Regions from separate parts of the Homo sapiens genome. Here region 1 is linked to region 2. Evidence: chromatin contacts called from ENCODE Hi-C or POLR2A ChIA-PET data. All regions are on one chromosome and are shown on one strand. Each heading gives the region's core, a stretch centred on a gene start or an enhancer-like site at or near the end of the contact. The rest is flanking DNA. Distances are from core to core; before and after follow the strand shown. Region 1 holds the start of HSD17B1-AS1 (HSD17B1 antisense RNA 1). Region 2 holds the start of COA3 (cytochrome c oxidase assembly factor 3).

Region 1 (4,459 bases), core at 724-3,223, 240 kb before region 2:
TGAGATTGCGTGGGAGACACAACAAGGGGTGGGGGCCCGCAGGCGGGGCGGGGCGAAGCAGGTGATATCAAGCCCAGAGCCCCAGCCTCTCCCCACAGTCTCACCATGGCCCGCACCGTGGTGCTCATCACCGGCTGTTCCTCGGGCATCGGCCTGCACTTGGCCGTACGTCTGGCTTCAGATCCATCCCAGAGCTTCAAAGGTATAGATAGGCAGGGACAGGGAGGGAGAGAAGGGAGGAGCCCTTGGAGGCCAGAAGGGAAGTCAGATCTTCCTCCTCTCCCAAAACCTCCAGTGTATGCCACGTTGAGGGACCTGAAAACACAGGGCCGGCTGTGGGAGGCGGCCCGGGCCCTGGCATGCCCTCCGGGATCCCTGGAGACGTTGCAGCTGGACGTAAGGGACTCAAAATCCGTGGCCGCTGCCCGGGAACGCGTGACTGAGGGCCGCGTGGACGTGCTGGGTGAGCCTCCTGGAAGCATATGGGCTCCTAGGAGCCTTCTCCGCCCTGCGTTGAAACCAACATGTTCCCAGGCCCAGGGAGCACGAGGGGACAGGCCGTGCTGAGGGTGATGCTGAGGCGGGCTGGTCGGGCCTCTTGTCTCCGCAGTGTGTAACGCAGGCCTGGGCCTGCTGGGGCCGCTGGAGGCGCTGGGGGAGGACGCCGTGGCCTCTGTGCTGGACGTGAATGTAGTAGGGACTGTGCGGATGCTGCAGGCCTTCCTGCCAGACATGAAGAGGCGCGGTTCGGGACGCGTGTTGGTGACCGGGAGCGTGGGAGGATTGATGGGTGAGTGGTAGGGAGTGGCCTCGGCAGCTCCAGATTCTTTGTGTGCGGAGCTGAGCCTTGAAGGCAGGTTCCGCGGGGGGGGTGGAGTGGGGTGCCGTCAGCTTGGAGGGGCACCGTCTGCCCGGGGATGACCCCCTGGCCGCTGCGCCTCAGGAACCTCGTCTCCCCACCTAAGGGCTGCCTTTCAATGACGTTTATTGCGCCAGCAAGTTCGCGCTCGAAGGCTTATGCGAGAGTCTGGCGGTTCTGCTGCTGCCCTTTGGGGTCCAGTGAGTCAACACCCCCGTTCCCCGAACCCTCTTAACTCTGACCTAGAGACGCCGAGCACCCTGTCCTGCGGGAGCCGCTCTGGGGCGATCTCCCTGGCCCTCTCTGCCCGGCTCACATTAGCTGTGTGCCAGGCACTTGGGCTGGGCGCATGGCACGCATTGTGCCACCTGCTGACCTAGCTGCTGAAGTGTTGGTATTGTTATGGGGAAGCTCCAGCCCAGAGAGGTTAGGTGACTGGCCCAAGGTCACACAGCGGCCAGGGACCCCGCTAGATTCGAATCCTGACACCAGGGCTCCCTTGTAGCCTCAGATGGATTTGGGAGGGCTGCTCCGGCAGGAACCCGCGTTTCAAATGTTCTGGTTATCCCCAGCGCCCTTTCCGCCTCACTTCCCAGCGCAGCGGTGCTGCTCGCGGTCGGGGGCCGGGACGTGGTTGGGGCTGGGACTGGGGTTGGGGCTGGGACTGGGGCCTGGCTGGCGTCCGCCCCCTCCCACTCGTTGCTCTCCGGCCAGCAGCTTGAGCCTGATCGAGTGCGGCCCAGTGCACACCGCCTTCATGGAGAAGGTGTTGGGCAGCCCAGAGGAGGTGCTGGACCGCACGGACATCCACACCTTCCACCGCTTCTACCAATACCTCGCCCACAGCAAGCAAGTCTTTCGCGAGGCGGCGCAGAACCCTGAGGAGGTGGCGGAGGTGAGCGCCGGGCTGGACTCCAGGAGTGGGGGCGGTGCGTCCTCCGGCGCGCAGCGGTGGCCACAGCTCTCCTCCCGCCGCCGCAGGTCTTCCTCACCGCTTTGCGCGCCCCGAAGCCGACCCTGCGCTACTTCACCACCGAGCGCTTCCTGCCCCTGCTGCGGATGCGCCTGGACGACCCCAGCGGCTCCAACTACGTCACCGCCATGCACCGGGAAGTGTTCGGCGACGTTCCGGCAAAGGCCGAGGCTGGGGCCGAGGCTGGGGGCGGGGCCGGGCCTGGGGCAGAGGACGAGGCCGGGCGCGGTGCGGTGGGGGACCCTGAGCTCGGCGATCCTCCGGCCGCCCCGCAGTAAAGGCTTCCTCAGCCGCTGTCTCCCGCGCCCTTCTTTGTCCCCTGGGTCTGTGTGGTCCCTGGGGATGGGGCGGCGGTAGCAGCTGTGGGTGGCTAATTAAGATAGATCGCGTTAGCCAGTTTTACCAGCGCAGCTAGGCGCGATGGCTGTCGCCTGTAATGCCAGCGCTTTGGGAGGCGGAGGCAGGAGGATCGCTCAAGCCCCGGAGTTGGAGACCAGCCAGAGCAACACAGTGAGACCCCCATCTCTACAAAAATAAAGAAAATTTAAAAATCAGCACAGTGGCACCATTCCTTGAGCCCAGGAGTTGGAGGGTGCAGTGAGCATGATGGGGCCACTGCACTCCAGCCTGGGTGACAGAGTGAGACCCTGTCAATTAATCAAATGAACCAACCAACCGAAAAACTCAGAAACCAAGGTCCAGAAAGAAGCCAGCCCAGGATCACACCTCAAGTCCATATTAAAGGCCAGACACAGTCTCTGGATAACCAAGGGGCATCTGCAGGAGGAGTTAGGTGGGAATTGGCTTGGGGTAGAGTCAGGTTGTGACTTGGACCCCATTAGCCATGAGACCTCAGGCAAGTTCCTTGCTTTCTCTCAGTCTTTCTTTTCTTTCTTTCTTTCTTTTTTTTTTATTTTCTGAGACAGAGTTTCGCTCTTGTTGCCTAGGCTGGAGTGCAATGGGGCAATCTCGGCTCACCACAATCTCCGCTTCCCAGATTCAAGTGATTCTCCTGCCTCAGCCTCCCAAGTAGCTGGGATACCGGCTAATTTTGTATGTTCGGTAGAGACGGGGTTTCTCCATGTTGGTCAGGCTGGTCTCAAACTCTCGACCTTAGGTGATCCGCCCGCCTCGGCCTCTCAGATTGCTGGGCATACAGGCATGAGCCACCGCGACCGGCCCTCTGAGTCTTTCTTATCTGTAAAATGGGTATAATAATACCTATCTAATCGGTTTTAGTAATGGTGGAGATAATGCCTGAAAGTGCTAGTATAGAGGTTTAATAGCCAGCAAGGACTGTTATTAGAATGAATAGTAATATGACTACTGTCACATTTTGCAAATGTGTAAAGAAGAAAGAGGGCTAAGTGAATCAAAGGGAGACAGCCCCACTCACCCTGTTCTGCCCCAGAGGACTGAGCGATCCCCACCATCTGGCAAGCTGCCTCACCAGGAGGTCCAGCTGGGGCTACAGGACTGGCTACTTTGCTACAATGGCCCGTCTTTCCTGAGCCCAGTGGAGGGTCCCAGGGGGGCAGGAGTCATTGATAGGGGCCAGTAGGGTTGTAGAGCCACTGTCTGAACTTCTGTGGAGGTCTGGTGCAGGGGAGGTGTGAACAGATAGGAGGCTAGGTGAGGATGCAGCAGAGGAAGGGGGCAGGAGTGCCCCAGGAGGGGGCGGTACCGAGGCAGGGATTCAGCTGGGTCTGAGAGGGAGGCAAGGCTGAGGGGGATGGCCCTTTGGAGTGGGCAGGGACATGACCACAGAAAGCCTGGGAAGTGGAAACAGACAGGAGCCTGTTGGAGCTCTTGGAGCTTTGTGTGGGGCACTGGGGGAAGGAGGCAGGCACTCCACCCTGACCTGCCCCTACCTCGGATGAGGGTCTTCTCTGCCTGTTGGATGATGTGCTGCCCCTGCTCTTGGAGGAAGAGGCCTCCCAGCCACCCCCTCCTGCCAGTCGCCCTGACCTGCTGACCCAGACAGATCTGCTATCCCTACAGCATCCAGGAAGGCCACAGGGAGGGGGCCCAGGTGGCATGGGTTTCTGAGGCCTGGGATCTGCTCTCAGTCCCGCTCTCGCCAACCCCCTTTGCCCCTCTGTGACAGTGTGTGTACATATGCGTGCATGTGTGTACCTGTGTGGTGTGGCTCACAAGGTCACCCCTGGGGGTGGGATAATAAGAGGTAAAGTGTGACCCCCTCTCTTCCGTACATTCATTTTTTCAAGCTTGTGAATATTCACATTGTTAATATAATCTTCTGCAGTCCCATGACTTCGAATAGCACTTAGATGCCGATGACCCCCCCACCAAAGAAACCCCACTGTCTCCCACAGACTCCAGGTCTGTATCTCCAACTGCCTACTCAATACAACACGTCCACCTGATGCAATGAACTTAATGTGTCTAAACCCCAATTCCACATTTCCAGTCCTCCTACCGGCTCCTCCCCCAGTCTTCTCTACTTTACTGTATGACAACTCCATTTTTCCCAATACTGGTTTTAAAAACCCTGGAGTAGTCCTTGACTCCAGTCTCTCTCACCTTTCAACCAATTCAGCAGCAAATACTGACAGCTCTACCTTTGCTCATCAAAGCATATTCCAAAATCACCCTATTCGAGACTG
Region 2 (4,210 bases), core at 1,494-3,993:
TGAGCAGCGAGGAGTCAGAAAGCAGTGGGGAAGATGAGGAGTTCTGGGCTGAGCTGCAGAGTCTTCGGCAGAAGTGAGTCTCGGGAGGATGGAGGAGTGAGAGGAGAACCTGGGAGAGCAAGGTGTGTGGCTAGCCCTTTCATGCCCTCCGTGCATCCTCAGGCACTTGTCAGAGGTGGAAACACTACAGACACTACAGAAAAAAGAAATTGAAGATTTGTACAGCCGGCTGGGGAAGCAGCCCCCACCGGGTATTGTGGCCCCAGCTGCTATGCTGTCCAGCCGCCAGCGCCGCCTCTCCAAGGGCAGCTTCCCCACCTCCCGCCGCAACAGCCTACAGCGCTCTGAGCCCCCAGGCCCTGGTGAGACTGCAGTCACCCAGCTTCCATCTTTTCCCTGAGACCCCTTTCTGTCGACTGTTTTTCTCCAGGCCCTGGGGGTCTGCCCCGGGGGAATAGACCCCCTCTCCCCACCTCCCCTTTCCTCACTTAGTGCTCTCCTTCCCCCATCCTGCTCCCAGGCATCATGCGAAGGAACTCTCTGAGTGGCAGCAGCACCGGCTCCCAGGAGCAGCGGGCAAGCAAGGGGGTGACATTCGCCGGGGATGTTGGCAGGATGGTGAGGGCGGGCCCAAGGGAGGGAGAGCCCAGGGAATGGTACCTGGCTGCAGCTTCGCCTTCCTCCCACCTTGGAGGTTTCTTCATCACTTTTTCTTTTCCCTCCAGTGAATTCAGAACAGAAGCCATGTATCTCCCCCACACCAGGGCCCACCATGGAGCTTGTGTTCTCAGAATCTGATGCTTTCTGATCAACAAAACTGAGCAAGGAAGATCCCAACACTGAAGGGGTAGAAGGCCAGGGGGGCATGGAGAGTGCAGCTCCATTATAGTGAAGAGCCAAACATATGTGAACTGTTTGCTGTGTGGAGGTGTTAGTTCTGCTGCCTACCATCTTCATCTCTAGCACCTCCCCTGCCAAGAGTCAACCACTAAGCAATCCCACCCAAGCCTGGATGCTTCTAGAGGGGCCCACTCCCAGCTGGGAGAGTGTAGGGGATATGCTCACACCACATTAGCAGCAACCAATAAAAATGCTGGAAACAAGAACGCCGTGAATCCATATGCCATGCCTTAGGAATTGGGGGAGCAAAGACTTGTGGGGTGAGGCAGGGGAGGATTTAAAAGGGACTTTCTTTTCACAATGGGAGGCAGGGGTGGAAGCTGCCCAGCCCTCTGGCTTCCTGCCATCAGTTAATGAGGAAACTGCAAGGTCAGTGATCCACTTGACTAAGTTAGGATCCCCTCCAGACCCCACCCTAGACCTGTATAGGCAGGTACCAGGGAAAGTTAAAAGAATGAAGACTGCTTGTCTTTCACCCTTCATCCACCTCTCTCTCCCTCCCTCTCTCTGGGGATGGGAAAAGCAGTAGAGTTACAGTATGTTCTTGTGGGTAGAGGACAGAAGAGTGACCTTCCTTCCCCTAAGACGTGGGTTCAGTCTCAAACTGCCCAGTGATCTCTCCCTTAAATCAGGTGGAAAGATCTCATGGAAAAAGTAATTCTAGTTAAACATTTACAGCTCCCTGGGGCAATGCCACCACTGCAGCTACTGCTTGTGAAGCTTTCCAGCATGAAGTGCCATATGCTGCCTCTCAGCCTCCATACTCACTTGACTCCAGGAGAATGACTCAGTTTATTATTCTCAATTTGACCCTATGTATCCCACTGTAGGCTCAAACACTGCACAGAGCTGCCACGTCTAACCTCGTAACAACTGCGTCCCTGGAAGGTGAAGGGGGTAAACCACAAAGTCAGAAACTTTGGGAAAAGCCACGGTCGCATGCACACCTCTCAAACAAGGAAACAAACTACAAGAAAGGGCTCAGTCATTGTACACAGCAAGTGTGCAGTGGGCAAAGTTCTGTTCTTTTGACATTGGCCAAATGCGTAAGTCCCTGGTTTCTTGGGCTCAATCACGGTCCAAGGTTAGTAAGAAGGCCAACAATGTTGTGAGCAGGATTCAATTTCTACAGGGTCATGGGGCATCATCCACCATGTGAAGGGGCTCCAGCAGGTTGGACATGATCAATACCCATCCAGATTAGGACCCTGACGCCCTTGCCAGAGCTCGGGCTCGGGCAGCTTTGGCCTCGTCTTCTAGCTCATCTAGGAAACGCTCCTGGGAAATCGAGTAGAAGGTGTAACCATCTGGGGAGGTAGGTTCAGGAAACCACACAGAATATGCACATTCCCCTTTCCTAGATTTGCTCTACCACTCTTGTTACTCTCCCAAATCAGTGATTCCGGCTTCCCGCCGCTGCTGTTTCTAAACCCTGAACCCCAATTCCGTTATTATTAATAAATCAAATTAAAAGAGTACCTTAGGAATAACAAAGGAAAGTACTACCCATTTTACCCCAAAATTAAACGGGTGGTTCAGCCCTCTTGCACACTCTGTTCCCCTGCCCCTATATGCGGTCCCCTTGAGTCTACAACACGGACGGATACAAATAGCCAACACCAGGGCCCCGATGCCTAGGCCGGTCACGATGTTCCGGGTTCGCCGCCGTGGTAGGACCTTCTGCCACTGGGCAAGCTCCGCCTGCCGCATGGAATGCAGTTGCTCGGGTGTCAGCTTCTCCCGAGTCGGGTCGATACGCTGAGCGAACGGGGCCTCTCCACGCTTAGAATCCAGAGGGTCACCAGCTCCCGAAGACGCCATGTTGCCACTCCTCCCTTCGCGGTGCCGCCGCGCGGGCCTCGCTGGGAACAGTAGCCCTTGGCCGCTGCAGTGGACTCTGGGAGTTGTAGTCCGCGTGCCCTTTGCGGGGCAGAGCCGCGGTTCCCGGGCACAGGGGATGGACGCGGGAGGTGAGAAGCGGACGTGCTTTCTGATTGGCTGAGGAGTCCGTGGCCGTTGGGGCGGGAAAAAGCTGTGGAGGGTTCGAGGCTGTGGTGGTAATTGGGTTTTCCTCAGACTTGAGGCGACGACACACTCATTGGAAGGGGACGAGGAATCCAGGGTGTGGCAGAAGACTGGAGAGGAGCTAAGGGGGTCGGTATGTGGATCCAGTGAACCCGTCCAGGTGCCCCAAGAGGCTCGTGAATATGGACGGACCCATGAGGCCACGATCGGCCTCCCTCGTTGACTTTCAGTTTGGAGTTGTCGCCACAGAGACGATTGAAGACGCCCTGCTTCACTTGGCCCAGCAGAATGAGCAAGCAGTGAGGGAGGCTTCGGGGCGGCTGGGCCGCTTCAGGGAGCCCCAGATCGTGGGTGCGGCTGCAGGGCCGGGGTGCTGGGTTCTTGGGAGACTGGGGCTTGTGTCTTTCAGGCACCGACCTTGAGATTCCGTTGATTTTATTCATTCAGAGAATGTTTGCTAACACCTCTCTGTGGGGTGCTGGGGATATAGTGATGGATAAGTCACAACAGTGCCCTCCCCTTGATTTCTTCGACATGTATGGAATACTTGAGTGGCACCGCTTGGCTAGAAAGATGAAATAGAGGGCCAGGCATGGTGGCTTACACCTGTAATCCCAGCACTTTGGGAGGCTGAGGTGGGAGGTTCACCTGAGGTCAGGAGTTCGAGACCAGCCTGACCAACATGGTGAAATCCTGTCTCTACTAAAAGTACAAAAATTAGCCAGGACTGGTGGCGCGCACCTCTAATCCCAGCTACTCGGGAGGTTGAGACAGGAGAACTGTTTGAACCCAGGAGGCGGAAGTTGCAGTGAGCCGAAATCGTGCCATTGCACTTCAGCCTAGACGACAAGAATGAAACTCCGTCTCAAAAAAAAAAAAAAAAAAAAAAAAAAAAAAAGGCTGGGCGCGGTGGCTCACGCCTGTAATCCCAGCATTTTGGGAGGCTGAGGCGGGCAGATCACGAGGTCAGGAGATCGAGACCATCCTGGCTAACATGGTGAAACCCCGTCTCTACTAAAAATACAAAAAAAAGCCGGGTGTGGTGGCGGGCGCCTGTAGTCCCAGCTACTCCGGAGGCTGAGGGAGGAGAATGGCATGAACCCGGGAGGCGGAGCTTGCAGTGAGCTGAGATGGCGCCACTACACTCCAGCCTGAGTGACGGGTGACAGAGCGAGACTCTGTCTAAAAAAAAAAAAAAAAAAAAAGAGAAAAGAAAGATGAAATAGAGATAGAGGTCTTGCCTTCAAACCATGTGCAATTTGGGGGAGATATTAGAACAAATATG

Evidence for each region. A loop is a pair of places that touch in the nucleus more often than their neighbours do. ChIA-PET counts read pairs that join two places held with the same protein, here RNA polymerase II (POLR2A). Pooled maps may share reads with other maps.
Region 1: a pooled map shows a loop between it and region 2 (4-fold over the local background). The contact joins the promoter of HSD17B1-AS1 here to the promoter of COA3 in region 2. A Hi-C loop is called at or near these places in 5 of 50 pooled maps. POLR2A ChIA-PET finds 5 or more read pairs at or near these places in 3 of 52 experiments (B cell, Caco-2 and activated T-cell).

The regions. Positions count from the first base shown.
Region 1 is chr17:42,552,829-42,557,287 of GRCh38, forward strand. It overlaps HSD17B1-AS1 (HSD17B1 antisense RNA 1), which reads right to left and starts at 1,974. Exons shown (of 1, transcript NR_144402.1): 1 at 1-1,974. HSD17B1 (hydroxysteroid 17-beta dehydrogenase 1) reads left to right here and starts at 95. Exons shown (of 6, transcript NM_000413.4): 1 at 95-202; 2 at 296-463; 3 at 611-790; 4 at 966-1,059; 5 at 1,577-1,754; 6 at 1,841-2,386. The coding sequence starts at 106. The coding sequence ends at 2,110. RefSeq lists a promoter at 19-95, enhancers at 1,739-2,306, 3,122-3,669 and a silencer at 1,956-2,115.
Region 2 is chr17:42,795,961-42,800,170 of GRCh38, forward strand. COA3 (cytochrome c oxidase assembly factor 3) reads right to left here and starts at 2,744. Exons shown (of 2, transcript NM_001040431.3): 1 at 2,508-2,744; 2 at 1,665-2,207. The coding sequence starts at 2,721. The coding sequence ends at 2,101. It overlaps CNTD1 (cyclin N-terminal domain containing 1), which reads left to right and starts at 2,901. Exons shown (of 7, transcript NM_173478.3): 1 at 2,901-3,276. The coding sequence starts at 3,108. It overlaps WNK4 (WNK lysine deficient protein kinase 4), which reads left to right. Exons shown (of 19, transcript NM_032387.5): 16 at 1-73; 17 at 163-362; 18 at 521-618; 19 at 726-1,106. The coding sequence ends at 728. RefSeq lists enhancers at 2,427-2,496, 2,637-2,686, 2,707-2,756.